2 separate regions of the Mus musculus genome follow, and region 1 is linked to region 2. The links are chromatin contacts, found by POLR2A ChIA-PET in ENCODE. All regions are on one chromosome and are shown on one strand. The core of a region is the stretch at or near the end of the contact, and the rest is flanking DNA. Distances in the headings are between cores, read along the strand shown. Region 1 holds the start of Pla2g10 (phospholipase A2, group X). Region 2 holds the start of Bfar (bifunctional apoptosis regulator).

What was found. ChIA-PET counts read pairs that join two places held with the same protein, here RNA polymerase II (POLR2A).
Region 1: POLR2A ChIA-PET joins it to region 2 with 17 read pairs in Patski. The contact joins the promoter of Pla2g10 here to the promoter of Bfar in region 2. POLR2A ChIA-PET finds 5 or more read pairs at or near these places in 3 of 5 experiments (Patski and embryonic stem cell).

The regions. Positions count from the first base shown.
Region 1 is chr16:13,728,666-13,734,947 of GRCm38, forward strand. Pla2g10 (phospholipase A2, group X) reads right to left here and starts at 1,819. Exons shown (of 4, transcript NM_011987.4): 1 at 1,692-1,819. The coding sequence starts at 1,746. Pla2g10os (phospholipase A2, group X, opposite strand) reads left to right here and starts at 1,171. Exons shown (of 3, transcript NR_040574.1): 1 at 1,171-1,254.
Region 2 is chr16:13,670,508-13,676,508 of GRCm38, forward strand. Bfar (bifunctional apoptosis regulator) reads left to right here and starts at 1,351. Exons shown (of 8, transcript NM_025976.5): 1 at 1,351-1,571.

The DNA.
Region 1 (6,282 bases), core at 569-3,068, 59 kb after region 2:
AGCAGAGCAGGACAAACTCCCAAGTCTATTTGCTGATGTATGTATGTACCCACAATATCCTCCCCACGGTGGAGTACATTGGCAGTGAAACCTTGCCCTGGGCTGCTGTGACTCCCATTTGTCACTTAGAGCATGTTTCCACCACAATAACTTATTTGAGGGCTCTCCACTAAACTTAAATAGAATCATGTTTTCATGGAAAAAGTTCTATCTTAGAGGTGGTTCAGATCAGAAGATCAGAAGAAAAATCTGGTCCGTTTGAGAATCCGGGGCATAACCCAGATGGAAGCATACACTGCTGGCATGCACTGGGTTCCATCCCCAGTATCATAAGACAAGGTAGCCCACGCTTGTAATCCTAGCACTTGGGAGACTGTGGCAGAAAGATCAGAAGTGATGCTTCTCCTTGGCTTGATGGTAAGTTTGAGGCCAGCCTGGGCTACATTTTCCTCTCTGGATAAGTCTGCTCTCTTCTAATAGCCCACACACTTCCCTTGAGCCTTCCTTGGTTCCCATTTGGGATGTAGCTCCCAGCTTCACTGTCCCCCAAGCCCCAGTGGAGATCCCAAGCTAGATCCCGAAGCCTTCCTACCTCCCCAGAACCCAGCTTTCCCTCCAGTCAGGCCATCACACTACTGCCCCTGCCTTCTCTTCAGCCTGCTCCCTGCTGCCTTACCCTGCCAATGGCCCATGCTGCTGCCTGTTTATTGGGGGTGCCCTTCTAGCTTGCTCTTCCAGAACAGATCTCTGACTCAAGTAGCTCTGGCACACGGAAAGGCTTCTAGGAAAGGTCTGTTGACCTCAGGAGCCACCAAGTCCAGGTGAGACACACCTAGCCTAACCACTCCCAACACCATACCCTGAAACCATCTGCAGAGCTCCCCCTACCCCACCCCCAGCCACTCTCTGCTTTTAGAGGCTAAGACTGCCCATGAAGGGCCCAGGTGAGGGACACACAGCAGCACTAAGTTTGGAACCAAAGAAAACACTCCCTTTATGCCAACATAGGTGGGGCAGGCCAGGCTGGGGTCTGTTTGCTCTGTCTACCTGTGGGCAACCTCCAATGGCAGTGCCAGGACCCACAGGGCATTGTAAAAGCTCAAGGTCTACGCCCATTGTGGGCCGTCCTAGGCATCCCTGAGCTGTGTGCTAGCCGGCCAAGTGCTGCTTGGAGCAACTGTGGCATCTGAGATGTTGGTCTGGGTGAGCCTGTCCAGGAGGAGAGAGGCTTCACACCTGCACCTCTGTACCCAGGTAAGGCCGGGGTTGGTTCTGTGCCTCTATGCTTTATTGTACTCTAGGATTAAAGAATCACCAAGAGGGGCCTTTCTAGAGTAGTAGGAGTGAGTGAGGAAAACCCCCTCTATAAGTGATAGCCAGTTCACATGACTCAGGATCAGAGGCTAGGAGCTTCAGGCTGCTGGAGAGGACCGCAGTAACTATGGGGTTCAGGAAGGGAGGACTCTGAGACCAACCCCTCTTCCCCTTCTGAGTTCCTGAGTGAAATGCCTAAGTGGAGGGCTCTGGAAGGAATCAAAGACATGACTCCTGGGTGTCTGGGAAGATGGATGTGTGGGCATCTGATGAAGGGACTGGGGATTTTAAGGCTTCAGGGTGCTGGAACTAGGTGTTGAGTTGGGGCGGTGAGGAAAAAATCCCAGGCAGGAGGAAGCCAGTCAGTCCTCACTTACCTTCGCTGAATCCGGGTCCAGGTCCCAGCAGCAACAGCAGCAGTAGCAGCAGCATTATTGCCCGTCACAGAGGTGGCCCACACATAGGAGAGTGACAGGTGTAGGACTGACCAGAAGGGCCAGTATACTCACCAATCCTGCCGACCCCCACCACCAGCCCCGCCCCCTACCTCACCTTCTTTCCGTGGGGCGGAGTCAAGCAGGAGTGGTCACCTGGAGCCTTGAGGAGTGACTGTCTCTGACTTCTGCAGATTAGTTCCAAAAAGTAATCCAGACACCAAATGGAATGCTGAGGCCAAAAGGGGATCAGGTTCGGGGATGCCTCCACAGAGTGTAAAGATGCTGCTGACGCTGCAGTTAAAATGCGGGGTGGGGGTGGGGGAGGGAGGGGGACGGTATGCTAATTTTCGCCGTGTTATTCTAATTTACTGTAACATTTTACAACGCGGGTAACTGCTCCTGTGGGGCAGTCACAATTAACACTCTACAATCTCCTCACTAATACCACCACAAAGCGAGAAACTGAGGTAGTCAAGGGTTGTCCCAAGTCAGGCAGCCATTTCTAATAAAAAGAGCTGGAGCCTTGGTGGTGGTGGACTAGAAAGCTAGGTCAGAAGAACGTGAGGAGTTCGGAACCAGCCTGGACTATACAATGAGGCAGACCTCGGAGAGGTGGGGGAGGGGCGCTTACGACACAAGGGCTGGAATGGAGCGAGCAGGATCGTGTGGGAGTTATCTATCCCGTGCAGTCTGCCTCAGGCTTCCCGTTTGTGGATGGTTATGGTTCTTCTGGGGAATGTGTGTAAGCAAGGAGGTGTACTCAACTGATGCCTACTTTTCATACTGAAAAGGCATGATAATTGGGACACATTATTGCTTTTTGCCCCTGAGACTAGCACTATTCAATTGGTCAATAATTTTTGTTGTTTAGATTTCATATCTGATCTGAGTGAAACCTTGGAACCACCCCCCCTCCATGGACAAATTCTAGTAAGGGTAAGAATGATCTCCAGAAAAAAAAAAAAAAAAATGACAAGGTGAATTGGGTTTCCCTGGCTTGAAGGTTCACAACACAGGTTGTACGCCTAGGACCCCAACCCATTCACTGTCATAGAGAGACACTGAGGGTCTGAGAACTGGGAAGCCAGAGGCATGGTGAGATGGCTTAGAGGGAACCACACAAGCCTAGAAACCTAAGTTTGATCCTAAAACCCATGTAAAGGGGGAAGGAGAGAACTGATTCTACACAGTTGTCCTTTGACCTCTGGACTTGTACTGTGCCCTCCCATGCATCATGTTCATATATACACACTAAAATAATTTTAAAATGTTAAGTATTAAAAGTAGGTGGTCCATGCCTTTAATCCCAACACTCAGGAGGCAGAGGCAAGTAGGTCTCTAAGTTTGAGGCCATTCTGGTCTAAATTGTGAGTTCCAGGACAGCCAGGACTACCACAGAGAGACCCTGTCTTAAAACAAACAAATGAACAAACAAACAAACCAAATGAGGAGGAGGAGGAGGAAGAGAAGAAGAAAGGAAGGAAAGAAAGAAGGAAGGAAGGGAAAGAGAGAGAAAGAAGAAAGAAAGAAGAAAGAAAGGGAGAGAGAAAGAAGGAAAGAGAGAAAGAAAAAAGAAAAAAGAAGAAAGAAAGAAAGAAAGAAAGAAAGAAAGAAAGAAAGAAAGAAAGAAAGAAAGAAAGAAAGAAAGGAAGGAAGGAAAAGAAAAGAGAAGAGGGGCCATGAGTAGAACTCATTCCACTTGGTACTCAATCTGTCTTGGTCCCTGCTATGATAATTCACAGGGACAAGTCTTCCTTCCTTTCCTGCTACCCAGTGGGTAATGCTCTTTCCATTGGAGTGTGCGTGCCTTCTACAGTCTCATGTCATGCTTCTTGTGTGGCCATCACTACTCTGCCTGGCCTTGGTCACCACTCAGTCAAACCTTTTTGATATAGGACAGATGAGATTTCAAATACTCCAAGTTTTTAGATTATAGAAAAAGTAAATGACAACCTGAGTGTTCAGCACCCTAAGAAAGGGCATGGCCTCCTGTGACCCCAACACTCAGAGCCACCTGTTCCAGGAGGGTCCCTGCAGATGACCATAGGGCATTGTTTTGAAATTGACGTCCTGGAAGATGCTTGGGTACTCTACTGACAGATGAAAAACAGAAGTTGAGAGTAGGGACAGGACTGCTCATGGTGGTACGTAGTTCCTCAAGACGCTTCATGCAGAGCACTCCGCTCTTGGAGCACCTCCCGTGGGAGTTCTTTCTCACCTTTCCTCAGTTTTGCTCTGTGAAAAAGACATTGACCTCTTGGAAGGCTGAGGTAGAAAGATTGTTGTGAGTTTGAGACCAGACTAGACTATATAGTGAGTTCTAAGCCAGCTTGAGCTACCGAGTAAAAGCATGTCTGAGAAAGCTAGGAGCCAGCAAGATGGCTCAGTGGCTAAGGGCACTTGCTACATTGCCTCGGGACCTGAATCTGATTCCAGGAAGTGTATGCTGAAAGTCGAGAGCCACCTCCCTTCACAGGCACATTAGCCACATTCCCCACCTCCATCAGCTAAATAAATGTTAGAAGAAGAATCAACTCAGGTAGGTCTACAGGCCCAGAGCTGCTTGGGAGGCTGAGGCAGAACGATGGCAAGTTCAAGGACAGTCCAAGGGAGGTCAAGCTCAAAGCTACTGAGTTAGCTCAAGGTCAGCCTGAGCAACTGACATCCTTCTTAAACCAGGGATAAGGGGGTTGAAGAAACAGAGAGCTGGAGATGCTGATCAGTGGATGTGCTTGCTGTTAAGTATGTTTGAGGCTGGAGGTCCAACACCCATTAGTGAGGGAAGAAAAGAAACTTGATTCAGTCCCTCTGCTATTCATTCACCGTGTCCCTAGCATGGACTGACCACCATGTCCTCAAGGGCAGGTCCTTTAATGGAACACAACAGAGGACCAGGTACAGTTTTGTCCCCAGAAGTCTCTACTGACTGTAGGGACAGGATGAAGACATAAGGGATGTGAAGATGGGAGCAGGACAATGACAGGATAGCAAAGGATTTTGGTTCCAGGGTATGAACCTCCATGTCTCAGACTGAATGATCTGTCATTTCCCAAAAGCAGAGCCTGGGCTGTAAAGTATATCCAGGGAGCAGAGAATGGAGCCAGAGGAAGGCAGAAATGCAAGAACAAGTTTCTGTGTCTGAGTGAGCAGAGCTCACACAAACAAGACCTTCTAGGGAATTCATCTAGAAATTGTATCCTAAGTGCCCATGCGGAGAACAAACGAAAGAAGCTCTAGGCTCCTGTCTCTGATTGGTTGAGGGTTGCCCCGTGGAAAATGCTGCAGAGGGTGAAGCTGATGAATCTAGTTATAGCCCTGGTGGTTAGATCCAGGACTGAAATCTGCTGAGATAGAACATGAGGTCAGGGACAGAAATCTTGCAATTCCTCTTCCTCGGGACTTAAAGAAAACTCTCCAAGCCACGTAAGAGATGAACTTTCCAGATACGTAGGAATGTGATGGGACCATGGAGCAAAGACACCAAAGGAAGAGAGACAGACTCAGCTAGGCAGAGGTCCTGCTGCCAATAGGAATTCCTGGAGCAGTGGTACAGGCCGCCCCCTGGTGGACGACCTAGGCCTAAAGATTCTTACCAGGCAGTATTTGATTTAGGTGTGGGCAAAAGGAAGAAACTTATTTTCTGATTATAAAGATTGCAAAGCTGGAGATATATATTTGAAGAGAACTATAGTATTGGAAAAAGAAACAAAGTGTGCACGTGTGCACACATACAAATGAGAGAGAGAGAGAGAGAGAGAGAGAGAGAGAGAGAGAGAGAGAGAGAATTAATGGAGAACACAAGCAAAACAGCTAAACCAGACGATGTGTGCCTGTGATCCCATCAGTCTGCAGGCTGAGGCTGGAAGAACACAAGTTCAGGTCTTGGGTACGTATTGAGTTAAGAGGCAGCCCGGGATGAGTACACACACACCAACCCCCCCCCCCCCCCAGTGTTTGGGTAGCTTGTATGCCTTATCATTAATAACACTGATCATTTCACCTAGCAGGCTGGAAGTTGGGTCACTTGACCAATGAAATGTGGTGAAAGGGACCTAGGTATCTCTTTAGCAGAAGCTTTTAGAGGTAGCAAGTGTCGGTGTCTATCATTCCTTCAGTCTCAGAACTGCTGGTCCCAGTGAAGGCTAAGCACTTAGTCTGTTGTAGTTATAAGGTATTGGAAAGAAATCTTTCCTGTTTGTTTTTCAACACAGTATTTCTTTGTGTAGTCCTGGAACTCACTCTATAGACAAGTAGACAAGGCTGCCTTTGAATTCACAGAAGTTCTCCTGCCTCCTAAATGTTGGGATTAAAGACACACACACCCGCACCAAAAAAACAAAAAACAAAAAACAAAAAAACCTTTTTAAAGTTAAAAAAATTAAATATGGGCTGGAGAGATGGCTCAGCGGTTAGGAGCCCTGACTGCTCTTCCAGAGGTCTTGAGTTCAATTCCCAGCAACCACATGGTGGCTCACAACCATCTGTAATGGAATTGAATGCCCTTTTCTGGTGTGTCTGAAAACAGCTACAA
Region 2 (6,001 bases), core at 101-2,600:
AGATCACTCTCTAGAAAGTAAATTCTGCTAGCACAAATCAGTTTTACTCTTTACCAACTTGAAAAGAACACTCTCATTTATTCCTTTAGAGGTGGCTGATCTCAAACTCATTCCATAGCTAAGTCTCCATAGTCTTAAACTTTTTTTTCTTTTTCAAGACAGAGCTTCTCTGTACAACAGTGCCCTGGCAGTCTTAAGAGGACTCACTTTGTAGGCCAGGCTGGCTTCGAACTCACAGAGATCCTGCCTCTGCTTCCTGAATTCTGGGGTTAAAGCGCTACCATGCCTGACAGCCTTCAACTTCGAATCCTCTTGCCTACTCCTTGCCTCGTTTGGGGATTACAGGTGTGCCACCGAGCCCAGTTCGTTTATATGCTACTGGGATCGAACTCAGCACAGCTTGGTATGTTAGTCAAGCAGTGTACCAACTGAGCTTCATTCCCAGCCCCATCTCCAACAACGTAGAGATGTTAAAATTTTGAAAGATCAAATCAATGATTGTCCAATTAAAGCAAGCTGTATTTGGGGGGTACACCTAGGCTAACTGACTGTCTCCTCCTAAATCGGGTTTTGAGAGAGCAGCCTCTGCTGGCTTATAGGAGATAAGAGTTTAAAGAGTTGTTTAAAGAGTTGGCTATTGCCGGGTCTGGTGGCGCATGCCTTTAATCCCAGCACTTGGGAGGCAGAGGCAAGTGGATTTCTGAGTTTGAGGCCAGCCTGGTCTACAAAGTGAGTTCCAGGACAGCCAGGGCTATACAGAGAAACCCTGTCTCGAAAACAAACAAACAAACAAACAAACAAACAAAACCCGAGTTGGCTATTAACACGTTTTTATAAAGATACAATGAAAGGGAAGGAACGAGGGCACGTACATGTGAATGGGGTTGCAAACAGTTTATTAAATCAGAACTGAGAAACAGGAACTTTTTCTTTCTTTGGTTAAGTTTCACTATGTAGCTTTGACTGTCTTGGAATTCACTCCGTAGACTAGACTGGCTTCGAACTCACAAAGATCATCCTGCCAAGCATGGTCTCACAACGTCATAGATTGAAAACATAGTACCATTGAGTTCTCAACAGATCTAGATCAAGGTGGGTAGCTGCGGAGTAAATGTGATAACGCCATTTTACCCCAAATTCCGACTCTATAAATAAAACTTTAAGGACTGCTTCTGTGGTTTTCTTCATAAATGTGAAGTTAAGATCTATTACGATGCATTCGGGCACTGTGGGAGACTTTGATGGCTGAATAAAGCTAGCTAAATACGGGAACGCAATCCAGCTGGAACCTCCAGACCTGGGGCGGTGACTTCTGTGCTTGGCTCGGACGAAAAGGAAGGGGCGGGTCGCGTTGGTGCGCATGCGCCCGCATGCCCCTAGAGCAGCCGCTCTAGGCAGCCGGAGGTCGCACGGGGTTGAGAGCATAAAGAGGTCTCTCCTCTATGGTTGCGGGAGCTGATCGTAGTCGGCCCCTAGGCCCAGGTTATTTCCGGAAGCGAAGCCTTGTCCTCTACTTCCGCGGGGTCCTGGCAGGTGGCGGTGACAGAGTGGGTACCAGGACTAGTGGCGAGGTGAGCTTCGGCACGGTGTGGGGTGGTAATGGTCCGGCAGGGCGCTTGGCTTGAGAGTGCGGCGCGGGAGACGGAACTGAACCCGCTCCCGGAGCTGCGCTGGCGGGGACTGAACCCGCTCCCGGAGCTGCGCTGGCGGGGTGGGTCCAGGCTCTGGGGCCTCCTCACCCCGGCCTGGACGCGTCCCAGCAGGGCTGCGGACCGTAGCCCCTTCCCTTACGAGGCGAAGACCCACGCCACTGCAGGTCTCTAGTCCTCCCCCGCGTCGGGGTCTGGGTCAGAGCCACTCGACCCTGGGGTGGTGACAGAGATGGGTCTTGTTTCCACTTACTTGCGGGCTATGGGCGCCCGCCACGTCGGCTAAATCCGAGGCACCTTCCTGTCCCAAGGCAGAGGGTTTCATAATGGGAAGTGAGGATAACGGAACATCAGACTCCAAAGTGACACCGAGGCTGACCTAGAACTTAGCTCTTCTCATTCCCATACACACGACTCAAAAATCGTGTGCTGATGAGAGCGTGTGTGTGTGTGTGTGTTTTAGAAGAGAGACGCTGTGTCTAACTGGGGACCTTTAACTGGGCAAGGGGCAAACCCCTAACTTTGGTTGAGAAGAGAAAGTGGGAGCCATTGGGTCCTCCCCACGGAAGCCCATTGGCCCGCCCTTGGAGTGGCCCCAACGTCACACCAGGAGAGGCCAATGCGAAGGAGTTTTCCTTTCACCTTTAGGTACGGACTGCACGTGCTGATGAAGTTTTATTTACTTTTGTCAGTGCTCTTTTATAAACAGCCTGGATGTGTCCCGACCAAAGTGCACGGTATATGCCAGGGAATATCGTCCATAAACCTGATGGGAAAGCTGTACTCTGTCCAGGCTGTTCACACACACACACACACACACACACCCTTTTCCCCCTTTCTCTCTGGCAGTATAAATGCTAACCACACTGTTAACAGCATTCAGTAAAATGTGACAGTTAGTAATGCTATTATTATCAGTCAGCAAACTTTTTACCTGGTCGAAGTTTGACATCTAATCCCACAATCCTTTAGCGATAATATTAGTATGGCTTGATAAATGGAAAGTAATGAAGCTCGAGGAGAACAAAGGGTGACCAGATTGGGAGCCCAGGTTGGCCTCGCTCTGAAGACTTAACTTTGGTTTTGGTTCTTTGTTTGTTTATTGGGGGGGGTGCATTTTGAGACAGGGTTTCTCTATGGAGTCCTGACTGTCCAATAATTCACACTAGGCTGGCCGAGAATACACAGAAATCCACCTGCCCGTGGGGATTAAATGCCACCATGCCTGGCTTGTTTTATTTGTTGAGAAAGGCTTTATGTAATCCAGGCTGGCCAAGAATAATTCTTGGACTTCTGATTTCTCTGGCTTTCTGAATTGAGTAGCAGGAAATGGAGAAGGGAGAAAATGAAACTCTTGAACTGAGTCTAGAAATCTGGACTTATGCAAAAGAGAGATTTCCCTGAGTGGTGTGTGCCACCATGCCCGGTTTATACACTGCTGATGATAGAACCAGTCAGCAAACACTCTACCAAATAGTCCAGATTAGGTAACACACAGATAAACCTTACACAGTTAACTTGGGTTTGGAGTGGATTAATCATCAAAGACGGTTTGGATCTTGTGAGTGGATACTTTTGACTCAGAAATCTTAACAGATGGGAGTGTAATGATCCATTTAAGATAGTTATTGACAACCATGCTGATTATGCCAGTTAAAAAATTTTAAGTCCTTTTAATTGATGACAAGACCATAAGTGGCCTTATGCCTCTGAAAATATCCCTTGCTGCCTCTGCCCAGGGATAGAGTTTTTAAAGACAAAAACCTCAAAGACCTTAATTTACCTCAAAGTTAGATGAGGATCAGAGTAAACTTTCATTCCTGGCAGGGCATAATTTTAGATGTAACCTCAAATGGGTATCCAAAGCAGACATTGGGTTGCGGAAAAGGGAAAGACAAAATACATTCAAAACAGGATGGCATTACCTTAGTCATTTCAGGAGGAACATTTGAAGAAAAAAAAAAAAAACACTCAAGGAGCAGAAATTTATAGGTGGTCTATGAACAGAGTCTAATCTTAGTAATAGAAGGAACTCCTGTGAGTTGTGATATATGGTTATTATCCCCACTGTTATAGGGATACAAAGAAAGGTAAATGACCTACCCTAGATCAAGCAGCTAATGGTTTGTTGAGCTAAGATTTAACGTGATCATTCTGCCTCAAGTTTGTGCTGTAAGTGAAAATGTTCACTTGACAGCCAGACATGATGGTGTCCCAACATTTAACAAGCCAAAGCCTGGTGGTGCAGACCTTTAGTTACTTGGTAGACCAAGGCAAGAAGATTGCAAGTTCAAAGCCTTAGTTATATGGATTGGGGCTGAAGGTACTACCTCTGTAGTAGAGTGTGTTTAGAGTGAACAAAGTCCTGGCTTCAGTTCCCAGCACTAGAGAAGTTAGTTTACTACTATGTCATTCATATTCTTTACTGAATAAAACCACAGCTGTAGGTTTTATTTAGTCTTATTTTCTTTTTCCATAGCAGGGAGTGTTGTTTTGTTGAGATGGTTTCATGCATCACTCGCTGGCTGGCCAGTGATGACCTTGAACTCTTAGTCCTTCACCACTGAGCGGCTGGGATTACAGGCCTGTGCTGTCGGGTCCAGTTTAGTGGGGAAGGTTTTGGGCAATTTGATGGGAATTTTGCTCTAGGGAGATGATTCAAACATTGAAAAAAAAGAAATTCACAAAAAGAGAATAGGAAATGAGCATTATTTAAGTTTCACTTTAGCCATACCTAGTCTGTCATAATTAGGCATTTACATGCAGATTACATGTAGTTGTAAACTTCCAGGCTCTTGTGAAGAACTTGTTTCAGGTACATAGTCAGGTCCATATCTATAAATTGCATATCTGCAAGTTCAATGGTGAATGAGGGGGAAAATTCAGTTCAATTGTGGGCTAGAGAATGTAGCTCAGTAGTATAGTGTTTATCTGTTGTGTACAGTGGCCCTGAGTTCTACCTCCAGTCCTGCCAGAAAAATCCAAGAAGTTCCAAAAAGCAACATTTGATTTTTGACGTATGCTAAGTACTACACTGAATCAAGAGGAATGAGGCTATGTGTAGGTGTACACACCCTTCGATAGCTTCCCACCATTTCACAGATCCTTAGCCTCTCCAGCTCTCTGGGCATTGTTTGCCTGGTATTCTGATCACTTGTACTTTGTAGTCAGGCTTACTGTGGTTGCTTGTATAACAAGCATGTTAAGAGATGACTAAAAGAGCCTGGTGGTGGTGGCACAAGTCTTTAATCCTCATACTTGGGAGGCAGAGGTGCATGGACCTCTGTGAGTTCCAGAATAGCAAGGCTACACAGAAACCAGAGGGATTGGAGAGAAGACTGGGGGATATAGGAAACAGTGCATAGGCCACTTGCAAACACTGTCCTTGCCCAGAAAGGACTTGCACACCCATGAATCCTGTCACCCTGGAAAGTCCCGGAGGAGACACCAAAGGAGGACTGTGTACTCTTCTGCCTTGTTCTCAGACATTCTAGTTCAAGTTCTTGAAGTTTCCCATGGGATTCTATTGAAGATATTAAGAGTCACATTAATAAAGAGTCAGATATTTGTTTGCTTCAATTTTCAGCTGCAAATATTTAGAGCCCCACTTTGCAGCTATTGTGTGATATAATAGGATTCTGTAACTTGATTCGAATTCATGGAGTCCAGATTTGGAGAGACAAATGTGGCTGGAATAGGATGTGCAAAATAAAGTCAGCAACTGCATTTTGCTTTTCTAAGAGTAGATAGAACTAAGAGGGAAAGAGCCTACAGAACCTGGAATCTCCTGCCACATTTGAATCATGTTAGCAATTCTGCTTTTGGCAGGGTTGAGAGTGAAGGTGAATGGGTTTGCATAAAGGAAAGTCTTGATTCTAAGATAGATTTACTTCCTTCTAGTGCAGTGGTCCTCGGTCTCTGAGTTTCAACAAATTTGGGGGTTGAGTGATGCTTTTTAGGGGTTGCCTAAGACCATCAGAAAACACAGTTATTTATATTAACAATTCATAAACACCAAAATTACAATTTATGAAGTAGCAGTGAAAATAATTTTATGGTTGGGGGTCACCACACATGAGGAACTGTATTAAAGGATTGCAGCATCAGGAGGGTAGAAAACCATTGTTCTAGTACCTTAATAGGCAAAAACAATACAGAGCTAGGTCACGTGTATGATTCAAGATTGGTTAGGAAGTCAGTAATTTTGCTCATTTGTTTATTCGATTGTTTTTGTTTTTTTGAGACAGAGTATCACTATGTAGCTTTGGCTGTCCTGAAACTTGCTGTGTAGACCAGGCTGGCCTTGAACTCACAGAGATCCTCCTGTCTCCATCTCCTGAATGCTGGAATTA